Regions from separate parts of the Homo sapiens genome. Here region 1 is linked to region 2. A link is a contact called in ENCODE Hi-C or POLR2A ChIA-PET data. All regions are on one chromosome and are shown on one strand. Each heading gives the region's core, a stretch centred on a gene start or an enhancer-like site at or near the end of the contact. The rest is flanking DNA. Distances are from core to core; before and after follow the strand shown.

The links. A loop is a pair of places that touch in the nucleus more often than their neighbours do. ChIA-PET counts read pairs that join two places held with the same protein, here RNA polymerase II (POLR2A). Pooled maps may share reads with other maps.
Region 1: a loop to region 2 is called in a map of naive thymus-derived CD4-positive, alpha-beta T cell, with 5 times the contacts of the local background. The contact joins the promoter of CREB3 here to the promoter of BAG1 in region 2. A Hi-C loop is called at or near these places in 1 of 168 maps with a recorded cell type or tissue (naive thymus-derived CD4-positive, alpha-beta T cell) and 6 of 50 pooled maps. POLR2A ChIA-PET finds 5 or more read pairs at or near these places in 1 of 52 experiments (T-cell).

The regions. Positions count from the first base shown.
Region 1 is chr9:35,730,053-35,736,358 of GRCh38, forward strand. CREB3 (cAMP responsive element binding protein 3) reads left to right here and starts at 2,614. Exons shown (of 9, transcript NM_006368.5): 1 at 2,614-2,849; 2 at 2,944-3,091; 3 at 3,163-3,230; 4 at 3,344-3,433; 5 at 5,057-5,163; 6 at 5,254-5,322; 7 at 5,996-6,080; 8 at 6,175-6,259. The coding sequence starts at 2,721. TLN1 (talin 1) reads right to left here and starts at 2,143. Exons shown (of 57, transcript NM_006289.4): 1 at 2,023-2,143. It overlaps MIR6853 (microRNA 6853), which reads left to right and starts at 2,870; the gene lies at 2,870-2,943. RefSeq lists enhancers at 251-310, 1,700-1,749, 2,550-2,599, 2,650-2,739 and silencers at 1,930-2,219, 2,260-2,419.
Region 2 is chr9:33,261,659-33,267,335 of GRCh38, forward strand. BAG1 (BAG cochaperone 1) reads right to left here and starts at 3,050. Exons shown (of 7, transcript NM_004323.6): 1 at 2,566-3,050; 2 at 1,044-1,172. The coding sequence starts at 3,016. CHMP5 (charged multivesicular body protein 5) reads left to right here and starts at 3,391. Exons shown (of 8, transcript NM_016410.6): 1 at 3,391-3,489; 2 at 4,352-4,456. The coding sequence starts at 3,421. RefSeq lists enhancers at 2,059-2,108, 2,239-2,828, 3,359-3,598 and a silencer at 2,859-3,178.

The DNA of each region.
Region 1 (6,306 bases), core at 1,364-3,863, 2.5 Mb after region 2:
CAGTCACTGCATCAGGTTGGGGGAAGGGGAATGATTACATGGATGGTGGCTAAGTCAGGGAATGATGGGGTGAGGTCAGAGGCCAGGTCAGGCTATAGGAGGTTGAGAAGAGCTGGGCCTGTGGTCAGTCACTAAATCAGACTGGGGTGGGGGTGGGAAAGTGAAGGGACATTGGCAATGTCTAAGTAAAGCTGGAGCTGGGATGGGGGATGGGGTACAGCCAGTGGCTGGGTCAGGCTGAGTAGAGGATAGTGCTGTGGTCAGTGGCAGGGTCAGGCTGGGAGTGAAGTGGGGGTGTGGTCAGTGGCCTGGCTGGGCGTGGGATCAGCAAGACCCAGTTTCCTCTTTGGGTCTCGTTTCCTCTTTTCTGTTGGGGAGTGGGGGAAGGGGATCTACAAATGGTCCAAGAAATTAAAAGAGGCTTAGATCCAGGGGGTGACACACAGCAGGGGATGGGAGTAGGGTATTCAGCAGATGACCAGGTGGAATGTAGGTACATGACTGGGTGAAAATGGTAGGAGAGTAATTTAAAATGATGGGAAAGCTCAGGTTTTGATGAGGGTAAATTCAGGTAGGATGTGCGGATTAAAGGTTGGTGAGGGAGGTAGAACTAAGGATGGGAACGGATGATAAGATGAGCATGGGAGAGTTAAAGGCAAGGGAAGTATTTTGTAAGGGGATAGGCAGGATGGGTGTGAAATGCAGAGTCAGGGATGAGAGTTGGAGAGGAGGGCTTAATACCAAGAGAACAAGTGAAGTGGGAGAAGCAGGGCTAAACTTTCAGGGGATTCAGTTATTCCCTTCTCCCATGGCAACAGTGATTCCTTGGTTAGCTTCCCCCATAGTCATCAGCTCCTTCTTCCCTAGGCAGTCCCCAACTTGTGACTAGGCCTTGTACATCCTGGGTCCCTATTTCCCACCTATGTTGTCTGTAAACAACACAGTCCAGAATCTCTGTCCCCTAACTGTGGTGGCCACAGCAAGGGCCTTGGGCTTAGAGAATGGAATAAAGAAGCTGGAATCCCAGATGCCTGCAATTCTAGCTAAAGCCAGAACGCTAGCCTGAAATTAGTTTATCTCTCTGGGTAAAAAGAAGCCCCTGTAACTACATAGGAATAAAGGATTTCCCTACAAAAGAAGGGCATTTACCTACTGCCAACCTCTTAAATTTTATCTGCTCAAGGTCAACTATGCTAGCCTCAAACCACAACCCCTAAAGCTGCCCCAAATTCCTAACATTAACCCCACCTCTAATTTGTTTCCTGATTCCCAGTACCGGCTTGGACATTCATCCCTTTCCTAGCACAGACTCATATCCAATCCCTGATCCCTGAAACTGATCTAAGTTTTGCCTTTAGCACCAAATCCCCTGATGTTAACCCTAAATGTTGACCCCTAAGCCTAAAGTTCATTTATAATTTGATTCCTAACTCACGCTTTCACTGTTTATCCTTAACACCGACCATGCCAACATTCTTTAATCCCTCAAACAAGCTCTAACCTGATTCCTGTTGTTTGTTGACCCTTAACCTGACCCTGAACTCAAATTATGACGTATGATGGCCATCCCAGCAAACAAGATAATGACCGTAATCTAAACCTTACCTATCTAAAACGGACCTGACTCACACTAACTCTTAAGTTTTAACCCCAGCTTTTAACTCCTATAGCGACCCTTGATTCCTAAACGGACCCCACCTAATCCCCAACTCACCCAAAGCTTTCCTACCCACATGCCCGCTATCAGCTAACACCAAAGCCCGTCCCCGCCCTGCGCCCCGCTGCCACCCGACTCCTCACGCTCCCCAAAGCCTATCCCAGACATAGGACTGCTCCCAGGAAAGGCCTGTCTTCCCCAAGACGGCCTACTTCACGCCGAGCTCAAGCCGAGATGCGCTGGACGCTGACCTCTCCAACTAATAGGACCCGAACCGGACACGCAAGAGAGGCAGGGCCCGCCCGCCCCGGGGCCAGGCCCCGCGGCCCCACCCTAAGGCCCCCGCCCGGCCCGGTCTGGCCTACCTGCGCTGCCTGGCTCTGCGCCCCGCCCGCCGGCCCGCCGCCCCGCCGCTTCTCGGGTCGCCCTCGGGCTCCGGCCTCGCCCTCCCTTCGACACTCTCTCGGCCACTTCCGTCCTGGGAACGTCCCCCACCCGCGGGCGGCGCCCTGGGCCCGCGCTCTATGGTCGCGGGGGGCAGGCAGGAAGCTGCTCTGGCCCCGTTCTCGATGCTCGGGAGCCGCCAAAGCCCGGCAGCCCCTCCCTGGCAGGAAGCGAGGGTGCGGCGCAATCCGGAGAGGACGCCAGGACGACGCCCGAGTTCCCTTTCAGGCTAGAACTCTTCCTTTTTCTAGCTTGGGGTAGAAGGCGGAGCCGGAGCCCCGGAACCCCCGCCCTCGGGGTGCGAGGCGGCAGCAGGGCCGTCCCCTACATTTGCATAGCCCCTGGGACGTGGCGCTGCACCCAAGCCTCTTCTCAGTTGGAGGGAACTCCAAGTCCCACAGTGCCACGGGGTGGGGTGCGTCACTTTCGCTGCGTTGGAGGCTGAGGAGAATTGAGCCTGGGAGGCGGGTCCGGAGAGGGCTATGGAAAGCCGCCGGCGGGGAATCCCGGCCGTAGAGGGACAGTGGATAGGTGCCCGAGGCCTACAGCTGGCCTGGGGCTCGTGTCTGGGCTTCGGACGTTGGGGCCCGGTGGCCCACCCTTTCCGTAGTTGTCCCAAATGGAGCTGGAATTGGATGCTGGTGACCAAGACCTGCTGGCCTTCCTGCTAGAGGAAAGTGGAGATTTGGGGACGGCACCCGATGAGGCCGTGAGGGCCCCACTGGACTGGGCGCTGCCGCTTTCTGAGGTAGGTTGGGGTTCTGACTGGGGAAAGCGTGGGATGTCCATGAAGTCAGGTGATGGTGATAAGGTCAAGGCCTGTTCATTGGAACCCTGCGCAGGTACCGAGCGACTGGGAAGTAGATGATTTGCTGTGCTCCCTGCTGAGTCCCCCAGCGTCGTTGAACATTCTCAGCTCCTCCAACCCCTGCCTTGTCCACCATGACCACACCTACTCCCTCCCACGGGAAACTGTCTCTATGGATCTAGGTGAGTCTGAAATAAGTTTGCGGGGAGGACAGGGTTCATGGGCCTGGCTATTCATACTTTCCCTTTTGCAGAGAGTGAGAGCTGTAGAAAAGAGGGGACCCAGATGACTCCACAGCATATGGAGGAGCTGGCAGAGCAGGTACTTGACTTGATTTTCAGGAGATTACTCTCACATTCCCCAGGTGGGGGCAGGATTCCCCATTCCTCTCTGACATCCCCATGCAACTGCCGTCCACTTTCTTGTTACCCTAGGAGATTGCTAGGCTAGTACTGACAGATGAGGAGAAGAGTCTATTGGAGAAGGAGGGGCTTATTCTGCCTGAGACACTTCCTCTCACTAAGGTAAGACTCTCATTGGTTGAACAAAGGCTGAAAAGGGATTAAAAGTCCCAAGTAGGCAAATTCTGTTAACTTTATATCAATAACTTTAAAAAAGGATTGAGGTGAGAAACTTAGTAGATTTATTGCTAATAGGAAGTTGAGGCAGGTACACAATATGCCAGATGCAAGGGCAGATCCTCGTTTTTGTTGGGCTTATACAAATTTTGGTGTTCTGTTAAAAAAATAACTCAAAATTATCAGTGCAACATTAGTATTGGGCCTTGGAAAGGACTGTGTAAGTGAAGGGCCTTGACACTTCGTTGGCTTCATAGTAATCCACCTCTTGCTGAATGGTAGAACTGTTTAGAGAGTTCAACAGGGTTGGACTAAGCAGTACATGAATAAATGTAAAATCCTTAGTTTTCAGTTTTAAGCAATGAGTGGCAACTTCACAAGCAGAGTACTGGGGTACTATGATGAAATCAGTGCTCATTAATAGAAAGGTTACAGGAATATATATATATTTTTTGACAAGGTCTTGCTCTGTTGCCCAGGCTGGAGTGCACTGATGTGATCATGGCTCACTGCAGCCTTGACTTTCTGGGCTTAGGTGATTCTCCCACCTCAGCCTCCCGAGTAGCTGAGACTACAGGTGCACACTACCCTGCCCGGCAATTTTTTTTTTGGTATTTTTAGTAGAAATGGGGTTTTGCCTTGTTGCCAGGCTGGTCTCGAACTCCTGGGCTCAAGTGATCTACCCACCTTGGCCTCCCAAAGTGAAGAATTTTAATTTCTTCAAAGTACAAGATGAGTCAGCAGTGTGATGTGGCTACTAAGAAAGTTCATGGGATTTGGAAACTGTAGCAATAGAGTTATTGTCTCTACAAGTCACTCTCTTGCTTTCCTTGATACTGGCTAGAGCACATCTTTGACAGATACTAAGAGGATGCAGTCTATCCTGAGAAGATGAGTTAAAAATTTTGTCTTTTTTTTTTTCTTTAAGCTCTGAGGAAATGTTAAGTGCCTTAAAATAGCTAAACAGGGTTTATTCTATTTGGCCCCAGAGATACTAGGTAAGTCCAACGGATAGAAATTATAAGGAGGCAGCTGTTGGTTCAGGATAAGGAAGTTTTTATTTGCTTGTTTGAAGACAGGTTCTTGCTTTATTGCCCAGGTTGGAGAATAGTGGCGAGATCATGGCTCACTACAGCTTCAACCTCTCAGGCTCAAGTGATCCTCCTTCCTCAGTCTCCTGAGTAGCAGGGACCACAGGCATGTGCCACCACACCCGGCTAATTTTTTATTTTTAGTAGAGACAAGGTCTCACTATGTTGCTCAGGCTGGTCTCAAACTCCTGGGCTCAACCGGTCCTCCTGTCTTAGCTCCCCAAAGTGTTGGGATTACAGGCATGAGCCACGTCGCCTGAATACTGCCCGACCAGTTTTTTTTTTAATAGTTTAAAATGGTCTGGCTTGTTAGGGTTAACACCTGGTCCGTGGAGGCATTCAGAAAGAATCTGAATGCCTGTTGGTCAGGGAAGCTGTAGAAGGGATTTCTGTATTGGAAAGAGATTGATCTCAGTTGCGTTTCAACTCCTTTTTCTAGAGTTCCTCTAATGATATCCCTTTCCCTGTTTCCTTTCAGACAGAGGAACAAATTCTGAAACGTGTGCGGAGGAAGATTCGAAATAAAAGATCTGCTCAAGAGAGCCGCAGGAAAAAGAAGGTGTATGTTGGGGGTTTAGAGAGCAGGTATGAAAGGGAGAGGGACTCTGTTGTAAGTATTAGGTTTTTGAAGGGAGGATACAGGCCATATCCCCGTATCTTTGTTATTTCCCCCAGGGTCTTGAAATACACAGCCCAGAATATGGAGCTTCAGAACAAAGTACAGCTTCTGGAGGAACAGAATTTGTAAGTATCCCTCCAAACCATTCCCTTCCTATGCCCCTCATTTAATGCTTTCTCACTCTTTCCCCTGCCCTACACTTGATTTCTAACTGGGCAGCTGCCTTCACTAGGTCTCTGATTCCAAGAAGCTCCCAGTAGTGAGGAATACATTTACAAGTAACTAAGAATAAGTTAAGTACCAAGAAAAAGAAAGGGGGTAAGAAAGACGTCATGGGCTTTCATAGTAGTTAGGATTCTGGGGTTGGGTTGGGAAAGCATTCTAGGCAGAGAGAAAGCATCCTAGGCAAGAGGACTAGTCCAGCATAGTCATCTTGGGCTGGAACTCTTAACACACATGAGCTGGGACAGAAGGTAGAGAACATAGAAAATGCCTGGTGAGGATTATGTGCATAGCTGATCAGACAGTGGGGAACGACTGATGATATTCGCAAAGGAGGTTAAGTCCTGGCAGAGTTTTTTTGTTTTGTTTTGTTTTTGCTTTTTGTTGTTGTTGTTGTTTTAATGAGGAACTTCAGGCATTTTGTCCAGAGAGGAAGAAGTCGTTTGCAAAAATAGAATGAAAAGTAAGAGAGAGGATCCAGTGCAGAGATGGAGGAGGTGGCCTGAACAGGAGTTTCACTGTGTCTCAGGATGCTAGGCCAGGGGATGCTCACTATTGGCCCCTCTCTTCCTCTAGGTCCCTTCTAGATCAACTGAGGAAACTCCAGGCCATGGTGATTGAGATATCAAACAAAACCAGCAGCAGCAGCACCTGCATCTTGGTGAGGATGGTGATGAGGGGAGAAATCCTTTTCTCAGTTGGTGGGGACAGGGCAATCCAGAGCCCTTCTTCATCTCCTTTTTCCTGTGCTCTAGGTCCTACTAGTCTCCTTCTGCCTCCTCCTTGTACCTGCTATGTACTCCTCTGACACAAGGGGGAGCCTGCCAGCTGAGCATGGAGGTAAGAGGCTTAAGGATAGCTCTCAGACAGGGCAAGGGGAGAGGTCT
Region 2 (5,677 bases), core at 1,800-4,299:
AAAATATTTTTAAAAATTAAAGACAATATGTTACACTATGAAATATAAATAAAAATGCCTCCTATTACTAAATTCTTTATAATGACTGACACCCAATGGGGTAAGTCTTTCCCCAGTGGATACCAGAATGATAGATTCTCAGGGGGGTGGGAAGACAGAGGGCAGGGGCCAGGAGGGTGTGGGTCCTGGCAGAAATGAGCATCATGCATCCACTGAGCCCGCCACATCCAGGCCTCAGGTAAGTTTGCTCAAAACCTCCTTTGAGTCAGAACAATGGGAGGCACTGGAAACACAGCAGTATCTCCACCCTCACGGAGGCTGTTATTTTAACAGAGAAATCAGATGTTAAGCAACTAAGAAAATGATTATTTAATAGTAATTTCATAGAAGTGATGCAAAAATAGCAGGGAGTACCATGGTAACATATAATGGGAAGATGATCTAACCTAGCGAGGGAAGACTGCCCATGAGCTTCATCGAAAATGGTGAGATTTCTGCCATCATCATAAGACTTCAAATCTGACACCTGTCCAGGTGTTTGAGAGTGTCCAATACCTAGCAGGTCCTCAATAAATATCTGTTGAAGAACTGAATGAATAAACAAATAAATAAAAATTGTCCCAGTTTGAAAACAGAGTGACTATTAGGAAAAGTTCAGCAGTTTTAAAACTGTCCTTTGGCCATAAGGAAAAGCCGGAAAAGAAATGCTTACCCTTGGCCAGGTGCAGTGGCTCACACCTGTAATCCCAGCACTTTGGGAGGCCGAGGCGGGTGGATCACCTGAGATCAGGAGTTCGAGACCAGCCTGGCCAACATGGTGAAACCCTGTCTCTACTAAAAATACAAAAATTAGCCGGGCATGGTGGTATGCACCTGTAATCCCAGCTACTTGAGAGGCTGAGGCAGGAGAATCACTTGAATCCGGGAGGCGGAGGTTGCAGTGAGCCTAGATCGTGCCATTGCACTCCAGCCTGGGCGACAAGAGTGAAACTTCGTCTCAAAAAAAAAAAAAGAAAAAGAAAGAAAGAAAAAGAAATGCTTACCCTTAAATATGAGTTTCTGAAAAGACTGTGGAACCCCTATGACCTCTTCAACAACCTGGGCCAGGTCTTGGACAACTGGTTCACTGCTGCCCTGCTGGGAGGTAACATGAAGGTCGTGCTTCTCATTGCCTGGGGAGAAAGAAAAGCATTTGACGAATATGATTCTTTCACATACACCAATATAGGATGACACTTTATCACATTTATTTACCCAGCCTTCAAGGCCCAGCTCATATGCCACCTACTCCACAGAGCCTGCCCCCATGCCACCCAGCTTTCCTCTGGTGACCTCCTCAAGTATCTCTGTTTCCTCTATTATAATAACTAACAATATGAATGATATCTGCTAACATTTTAAGCATTTCATGCATAATCTAATTTAATCCTCAGATAAACCCCACGAAGTAGATCTACCTATTACTTCTTATTTCACAGATGAGCAAACTGTGACTTCAGGCAAGTTAAGGACTGCCTATGGAGACTCAACTGTTGGAATCAGAAGTTGATATCAGATCTAGCTGATTCCCAAGCCCACCTTTTTCATCACAAGCCATCTGCTTCCTGTGGCTTGACTGCCCTGTACCCTGTATTGTATTGGTCTCGTCTCGCTTGCTGTAATGGGCAAGTGACTGTTTTCCTCCAAGTCTCTCCCACTGAACACACTTGAGTGCATCCATGATTTGTGCTAAGTAAACAGACAAATGCATACGAACAGCAGAGCCTTTCTTTCTGAAGAAGAGACGCCAATTCTTTTCCAGGGATGCGGACAGCAAGGAGGGAGCCTGTGTACAGTACATTACACCAAGGTTTGGTTCCCCCAACAGCTCCGTGAGGTCAGCAGGAGCCAGGGTTACCAAATCTACTTCACAGAGGAGAAACCGGATTCTTAGAAGAAGCCGTCCATCCCAAGGTCACTCAAAACCGCAGGATCTAGAATCCAGGTCTCCAGATTCCCAGACCCTTGGGCCTCCCCTAGCTGGTTCTAGAGAAACCTCATGGACTCAGCTCTCCGGTGTACTGACTTCATTTGGTGGTGTGTCAACTCCAACAGTAGGCAGACCCAAAGGGTGCCCAGAGTACAACGCTTGGACCCACGGCCAACTCAAGCGGCGCACACGGAGAAGGCACTCAGCACACGAGGAGCACCCCGGCATGCACGAAGTTCTGACTTATCACACACGGAGCAGTCGTAGACCACATGGCCCAATATATGCCTGACACAAAGGGCACAATAACTGCGCGGGCACACAAACACAACCAGGCCCACGACGTAAAGCACGGAGAAGCTCAAACACCCAGGATCGCACAAATGACCAGAGACAAAATACACCGGCCACATGGAAAAGTGTACAGACACAAGCCCGGGACAAAAGACAGTTCCACGGACACAACCAATAACCCACGCTTCCGGACGCCAGGACAAGCGCAAGGTCACACGCTTCTGGAGGACACGTGACTAAACCCACAGACCCCGCCGGGCTTTCGGGACCTGCATGGAGCCCACCTGGCGCCCGACACTCACTGTGGGTGACAGTCACGGTGAGCCCAGCTGCCGCCATTTCCTCCCTGGTCACCTCCTCGCTCCGGGTCGACTCCTCGTCCCGGGTCACCTCCTGGCTCCGATTCATCTCTTCGCCCTGGGTCGCCTCCTCACTCTGGGTCGCCTCTTCACTCCAGGTCGCTTCCTCACTCAGGGTCAACTCCTCGCTCCGGGTCAACTCCTCGCTCCGGGTCGAGCGGCGCCGGGTTTTCTTCTTCATCCGCGGCCTGCGAGCGCCGGCGGCGGCGCCCCTGGTGGGTCGGTCATGCCCGCTGGCAGTACTCCGGGCAGGTGGACGCCCAGAGGGAGGCGGACCACGCTGGGCCGGGGGCTCCGACTGGCGCGGCTCCCGGCCTGGCCGAAGGGCGCGCAGCCGGGAACCCAGCCGCTCCCGGTCGCCTCGCGGTCTCCGCGCCCCCCCGCGCTGAGCCAGGCCCGCACTTGTTGACCGCCCAGCGATGGAAGCTGAGCGCGGCGTCTCACAACCCCGCCCGACTACTTCCCAGCCCCGCCCCGGCCTGCCGGCCCCGCCCTCGCCCTATGCCGCGTTAGTTGCCTCCAGGCCCCACCCACTCAACTGAGGCCCCGCCTTGCTACAGTAAAACCCCTCCCACTCCTTCTACCAACACCCCGCCCCCTGCAGGCTCTCTCCGAGAGCACCAAGTCCTTTTGCTCTCCATCCCCGGAAGACCCGGCTGAAAATCCGGAAAAAGAATCGGGAAACGCCAGGAGGCATATTGCGCTTGCGCACGGAGGGGCCGGAAGTCGAGGCGGGAGTGACTCTGCTTCCGTTTCTGGTTTTGCTCTAGTGTTTGGGTTTCTTCGCGGCTGCTCAAGATGAACCGACTCTTCGGGAAAGCGAAACCCAAGGCTCCGCCGCCCAGCCTGACTGACTGCATTGGCACGGTGGGCATTTGATCATGCATAAGTAGGCTCAGGACCTCTGACACACCCGACCCCGCCCACCCCCAGCCCCGGGCCCATATTCTTCCACTTCATTTCGGGTCCTGGGCCCCTTACACGTCGTCCCTCTCTATCTCACCTTCTCCCCTTCATCCCTGTTACCCAAGTCATTCCTAACGCCACAAACCAGGGAACCCCTAACCCCATCACTGCCTTGCCCTGCCAGCACCCAACCCGTTTTGATGCCCATTGCCCGTCCACTCGCTCTCGCCTTGATCCTCTCACCTCACCCAGCCCTAGGCCCATACACCCTTCCCACCTCATCCTGCCTGATCCCTTACCCTTCTTCCATCTGTCATCCCCAGTCCACATCAGGACTCAGCTTGATATCCTAGGTCAACATATCTGTGCCTTCGTCCTGGATCTCAGTAACACAAAACTCAGAACCCTAGCCCCTCAGATTAAGCCACCATCCCCGATTTAGGGAATGGCATTAGATCTACAATCAGCTGGTTTCACTTGGCACTGGCCCATTTCATGTGCCTCTTGGAGGAACTCTCAGCCTGGCTAGTCTCTGATTCTAGGGAAATTCCAACTCAACTCAGTGATTCTCAAATTATTTTCTGCCCCAACCCACTTGAAGGCTACCTGGTATATCAGAATCGGGGCAGTGTGGCGGGGGGTAAGAGAATAATTTATAAAGCCCAGGGTTTCTGGTTGGGAATACCCTTCTTTGTGAACCACTGTTTTTCACCCTTCCCCTTAAGCTCCTCTTTTCTTCCTCTGTATTCCTTCCTCTCTACCTGCCCCTTCTGGAATAAGTGTATTGCAGTAACTACCAGTGCATTTGATATTTTCCCCTAAGGTGGACAGTAGAGCAGAATCCATTGACAAGAAGATTTCTCGATTGGATGCTGAGCTAGTGAAGTATAAGGATCAGATCAAGAAGATGAGAGAGGGTCCTGCAAAGGTAAGGTGGGCAGCAACTGCTGCACAAGGTGCTGGCAGAGCCTAGTTTTAGCACCTATAGAAATAGGGCCTAGTTCGGCTGGGCGCAGTGGCTCATGCATGTAATCCCAGCACTTTGGGAGGCTGAGGCGGGTGGATCACGAGGTCAGGCATTTGAGACTAGCCTGGCCAACATAGCGAAACCCTGTCTCTACTGAAAATACAAAAACTTAGCTGGGCATGGTGGCAGGCGCCTGTAATCCCAGCTACTCAGGAGGCTGAGGCAGGAGAATCGCTTGAACCTGGGAGGCGGAGGTTGCAGTGAGCAGAGACCACACCATAGCACTCTAGCCCAAGTGACAGTGTGAGACTCCGTCTCAAAAAATAAGTGAAATAGGACCTAGTGCAGGGGCTGTGAGCATCCCTACAGAAGAGATGCTTACAGTCTGGTAAGGAGAAAACATGTGAGGGTGTATCCTTTAGGGAGGAGAGTTTGCAATCAAATATGGAAGGGAGGCTGGGGATTGATCTGGTGGAAAGAGATGCTGGTCACACGTCTAAAAGCATGTACATGAGAATTAGCATATTATACTGAGAAGGTGGTAATCTGGAGAGGAAGACTAGGCTGTGCTCAAGATCAATGACTTGCTAAGCTGGTCAGGTTAGGTTGGTATATTAGACTGCTTAAGGAGTGGCCTGCTGGGAAAAACTGAACTAGGCATCTGGGACCAGTGTTCTAATACACTGTCACTGCCTTCTAGTTGTGACCTTGATAAAGTCACTTATTTTCCACTCCTGTTAGGTAGAAACATAAAATACTGTGTTTAAGCACATGGACTGTGGATATAGAACTACCTTGTTTTTTCCAGATCCATAACTTATTAACCATGTGAGCCTGGGTATCACTGAACCTCTCTTTCCCCATCTGTAAAACAGAGATAATACCCACCTTACAGTATGAGGATTAAATGAGGTAATTGATGTGACCTGTGTACCACTATGTCTAGGATAAAGTAGTACTCAGTAAATATGAGTTATGATCATCTGTGAAGTAATAATACCTGTTTTTCCTTCCTCACTGGAGAAGACAAATAAAATGATCTACAGAATTCTATAGAAAAGGAAGGCTTTTCCCAGCCATCTTAGTGGATGGTGTGGAATGAAGAGCAACCAGAGGTAGGAAAGCCCATTTAGATTTGAGACAATGAAAGCCCAAACCATGGTGGTAGGAAACCAAAGAATC